Regions from separate parts of the Homo sapiens genome. Here region 1 is linked to region 2. A link is a loop called in an ENCODE intact Hi-C map of the cell type or tissue named here. Cell type or tissue: heart right ventricle. All regions are shown on one strand.

Region 1 (2,500 bases), 470 kb after region 2:
GGAGCTGGGGTCTGCTTCACTGCGGCTACCCTGAGAGTCCCGGCTCTGCCCTCTGGGCACACAGACCCACTTGCCACACTAATATTCGAGAACCCTCTAGAAACATGGAGGAGGAGCAACTGGGGTTCCCCAAGTCCCTTTGCTCTAGGCTCTGATTTCCTACAAAATGAAGCCTCCACCCCCTTCCACACTCAGGACCCCATCGTCCCACCACCTGGGGCTGAGCCAGGATGGGGGTGGGGGTTTTCAACAGGGCAGAGTGGGGACCTGTCACGTGCCTGGCATGGTGGGGGTCTCCCAACTCCTCATTTCTAAGGTGCACCCACCTCTCCACCTGTGGGGGCTGCAGTCACAGGTCCACCTGCCTTGAAGAACACACAGCCAGCAGCCCTGCCCCTGAAGAAGCCCATTCCAGCAAGACCCGCCTGTACATTCCTGGCATCCACCCACAGCTCTCTATCGCCATGGCAACCACGAGCTACAGGCCCCTCAGCCCTTGCACTGGCATCTGTGGCAGCCTCCTCACAGGTCTCCCTGCTGCTACTCTGCCCGCCCCTGATCTATTCTCAATGCAGCAGCTGAAGGCAGATTAAAAAGCAGAATCAGGTCCTCATGCCCCCGCCCAACCCTTTGCTCACCCCTAGAAGAAAACACAGGCTCCTCACCATTGCCCACCAGGTCCCAGCACATGCCCCTGCCGACCCTCTGGCCCCATCTTCCCTCTCCCCTTCTCCTTGGGACACGGGCCACACAGAACTGCTTTAGTCCCTCCTACTGCTCAGGCTCAGTCCCCTCTGAACCTTCCCCACTGGCTGTTGGAGCCGCAGTATAAAAAGCCCCCTGGCTCCCTGCCAGCTGCCCCAGGCACCCTGGCCCCTACAGGGACCAGAATATAAGCCTCAACCCAGAAGCTGAAAGTCACTTCCCCAAACAGGTGACCTAAGGCAAGTCACTCAACCCCACTAGTCTTCAGTGTCCTCATCTGTAAAATGGGGTAACTGTACCTTCCCTGTGGGAGTGTTGTGAGGGTTAAATGAGGGGGGGTGCACAGGAGGTGCTTAGAACAAGATGTGGCACACACTCCATGCACAGCAACTACATTATGACTTGAGACTATCTCCTCTTACTACCGCTATCACTACTATCCAGTCCACCCCTGGCCTTGGGGTATATAAAGCCTTCATCCTCCCCAGGGTGAGATCAATAAGGCCCAGAGATGACAAGAGACGCCCTGAGGTCACTCCGCTGGGAGTAACAGTGACCGTGATGTATCCAAACCCTTAGGAGCTTAGCCTCCACTGTCCCTCTGCGGCTCAGTCTGACCTCAGAGGACACCCTCCAGGGAGTCCCCGGAGTATCTCTGTGCACCTCTGCAAACTTGCAATTAGGCCAGTCACCCCAGCTTCCTCACACACACACAAGTGGTCACCCCGCTGCGCAGTGAGTACTCAGGAGCGAGTCCTCCTCCACAGGCGTCCCTGCACCCGCCGACAAGGGCTGTTTTCCTTGGCACTGGGCCCAGGGTTATTTTGCAGCAGCCGAGATACATAATTCCCCATTTTAAGAGCTTCCTCTTTGGTTATTACAGCTACAAGTGATTAGAATTGACTGATACAGAGGCTATGGGATGAAGCCTCTCCCTGTGCCCAGCTAAACATTCTCCTTGTCTCTGTGTTCCAGAGGTGACAGCCAGAGCCAGCTGTGCCTGAAACCAACTGCAGATCACCTGGTCAGATTTGACACACACGCAGGCAGGTGCAGCCCCGTGCCAGCGATGCCATGGCTTGCCACAATATCCCTTTGCTGTCTCCCTGTTTAATATTAAGATTTGTGAGGACTTATTCTGGGGGCTGAGCTGTTTATGAACACAGTTTCCTATTCTCCAACACTCCTATTGTGGAAGAGACTTTGGTAGTTTATAGATAAAGGAAGCTGAGGCTCACGCAGGGAAGCGAGCAGCCTGGCTGAGGCTACACACACGGGTGGAAAGGAGAGAGAGGCTCAAGGCCAGAGTTCCCACCTGGCCACCTGGGCCTCCGGCACCGAGCAAAGCTTAGAAAGAGGTCTCTGCACTGCTTGCAAATGGGGACCCCTATATCTTGCTCTGCATCCCTCCCGGTGCCCTGAGCACCAGCCAGCTGGGCTTTGAGTTGAGTTGCAGATGCTGCCTCCCCCAGCATCTACCACCTCAGTCCAAGGCTCTGGGGAAAGTCAAGCCCTTGCCTCTATTTTTCCTGGGCAACCTTCCCAGAGGCTCGAGAGTTCTCTGCACCTGCCCTGCCGTCCTGCAGACCCTGCACTTCTCAATTTAACAACCAGTGTCCTACATGTCTCTTTCTGGTGGAGAACAATGATTTAAATCTCATATTGTCAATGGCATAACCACTCAGGAGCTTCTGCCATGCTTTTAGGAAGAGGCCAGGTCCTTGTCTGTTTCCTATTTTGCCTGCTTCTCCCATCCCAAACTGCCTAGCACATACCTGGCCTTTAAGAAGGATCT
Region 2 (2,500 bases):
ACATAAACCAGAGTGAGCCCTGGACACATGGCACCAGTGTGAACCAAGGCAAGTCCTCTACACATGATGCTGACATGAACCAAGGAGAGCCACGCAGGCATGGAGGAAAACATAAAGTAGGGATGTGTAAGGATGGAACAAGACACTGCATGTGAAAAGTCAGAATGAATACTTCTTTTCCCTGGATAGACAGAGCCTGCTGAGGGAACAGAATGAGTTTTCCCACAGCTAGCTCTTCTCAGGACTCCAAGGTTCCAGCCATGGCAATGCAGGAGACTTGGCCCACCAATGACCCCCTCCATGGGACCTCAGGAACCCCTCCCTCTCTCCGGGCCTTGCTGTGTCCCAGTAGAGTTGGAGTAGGTGGGGGTTGGGGCACTGTCCTGTAGGGGCCAGGTATGGAATGCTTCAGGCCTCCGCCTCCAGCCCTCAACTCTGCTGCTGTGCAAAGCAGCCACAGACAACCCATGATGGAATGCATGTGGCTGTGTTCCCACAGAACTTTATCAACAAAAATCGGTGTCTGGCTGGCTTTGGCCTGCAGCTCTAGTTTGTGAAGCCCTGTTCTTGCCCTGCCTTCTAAGAGTGACAGGCACTACAGTGCATTGACACCGATTCTGCACCAGGCGCTGGACCAAAACCCTGACTTCACTCCCACAGTCCTAACGTGCACTCCCACAGTCCTAACGCACAGGCACCATGATCATCATCCTCATTGCCAAGAGGGAGAAACTGAGGCCCAGAGAGGCCAGAGGCCATGCCTGAGGTCACAGCTAGCAGGTAGTGGAGCCAGGGGTATGGCTTGATGAGTGTCCCTCCAGTGTGCTCGGGAGGGAATGTCAGGGCTGCTCTCACAGTGAACCTGTGCACAGGTTCATGAACCTTGCCCATGAACCCTCCCAGACCCAGGGAACTGACCTATGTCACTAGGGAGAGCAGCCCCAGCCTCTCTGTGATGGCCCCTCAAGTTCCTGCTGCCATGGCAACTGCCATGAGCACCCCGAGGTCTCCTTCGCCTTTCGGGACCAGGCTACGTCCTAATTTGCCCATGGCTCTCCTGCCTGCTTCAAAGTATATGCTTTACAGCCCCAGCTTGGAGGAAGGAGGAAGAGCCCATCATGAATGGGTAGGGGGGCTTCCCACTGTAAGAAGCCACCAGGGGGCAGCCCCACCTGCAGCTCAAGGACGTCGCTGCCTGGTAGACACTTTCCGCAGTCTAACAACACTGCTGGGCGTGGGCGCCCAGATGCCCCAACTCTGTTCTGCAGTTCAGATTATTTTCTGAAACTGGCACCTTTGAGGAAGAAAAATTCTTCCTAAGTGTGTTTGTTCACCATGGCACTCCCTGGCTTGAGCACCTGTCGGGCCGCCCTCCTCCCATGTATCCCTCCATTAGAGAGTTATCAACACTGCTCAGTGGAAGGGCTGCGCTGAGCCAGAGGAAGAAGAGGACCCAGCTTCAGACTGTGGGGCTGATGGCCTAATCACAGCAGGGTAATCAGAGGGATGCAGGCCTATCCCTGAGGGAAGGAGATGTTCTGATAAAGGGCCATGCCAGACGGGGGGAGTGTGGGGAAGAAGAGAAGCAGGGCTAGAGGAGGAGGAGGGAGAGGGGAAACGGGGGTGGTGGCTAGGCTTCCATAGAAGGTGCTATCTGAGCTTGGCTTGAAGGGGAGGAGCTGGCACCCTTCTCAAAGAGCTTCAGGTGTGTGAGGGCCAGTGAGCCAAGACCAGGGACAGATGAAGTGGAGGACGAGGTGAGGACAGATTGGGGAAAGCCAGGCTGTTGTGTCTGTTCCTGGCATTCAAGGTCCCTGGGAGAGGTGCAGAGATCAGAGGGGCATGGCCAGAGGAGGTGGCCAGATGCAAATGGCTGAGGGGCCAAGACAGAGCTCTGCCCTGTGCCATCTGCCGCCTCACTGCTTCCCTTGTTTTAAAGATCAGGGAGCTGAGGCTCGGGGAGGTAATGGGATGTGCTCATGGGTCTCACACCAGTAGCTGTCAGAGCTGGGGTCTGCATCTGGGGTCTGCATCTGGTCTGTCTGCCTCCCCATTGCCATCCGGTATGGCCTCCCTTTTGCGTCCTGAAGAGGGGGAATTCACGGGGACCCAACTCCCTGCAGGGCTGTGCTGGGGCAGGGAGCTGATGAGATCTATAGCTCTAGATAGAGAGGGAGGACCTGTGTCCCATGGAACAACTGTCAGCGGGAAGGGAGAAACTGTTACAACTACTATCAGATAAGCGGCTTCTACCTGCCAGGCATGTAATTAAATGCCAGGAATTTAATTCTCAAAACCACCCAGTCTTTCCACTTTCCTGGGGGGAGACTTGAGGCTCGCACATGTCTGTGAGTTGTCTAAGGGTCACAGAAGTAGTAAGTGTACCATGGAGCAGGATCTAACCAGCTCTGTCTGGCTCATTACCTGCCCCTACATTTGGGGATTTCTCTCAATGGAGAGAATTTTTTTTTTTTTTGAGATGGAATCTCACTCTGTCGCC

Evidence for each region. Hi-C counts contacts between places; a loop is a spot of excess contacts. Peaks named below come from ENCODE experiments on the same cell type or tissue, not always from the same donor. Only the 100,000 strongest peaks of a DNase experiment are listed, where the experiment ranks them.
Region 1: it touches region 2 in a loop (9-fold over the local background); 1 of 110 quality-filtered maps calls a loop at or near these places.

Annotation. Positions count from the first base shown.
Region 1 is chr3:14,438,674-14,441,173 of GRCh38, reverse strand. All of the region lies in intron 2 of SLC6A6 (solute carrier family 6 member 6), which reads right to left. Among named protein-coding and RNA genes, the nearest start is that of SLC6A6, 37 kb to the right of the region's middle. RefSeq lists an enhancer at 1,277-1,777. In heart right ventricle, no CTCF peak of the experiment used is centred here; a DNase peak (open chromatin) is centred at 1,513; H3K27ac peaks cover 2,500 bases; H3K27me3 peaks cover 556 bases.
Region 2 is chr3:14,913,012-14,915,511 of GRCh38, reverse strand. The region is part of intron 11 of FGD5 (FYVE, RhoGEF and PH domain containing 5); the gene reads right to left. Among named protein-coding and RNA genes, the nearest start is that of NR2C2, 33 kb to the left of the region's middle. RefSeq lists enhancers at 1-743, 744-1,566. In heart right ventricle, a CTCF peak has its summit at 1,168 (motif pointing right); no DNase peak of the experiment used is centred here.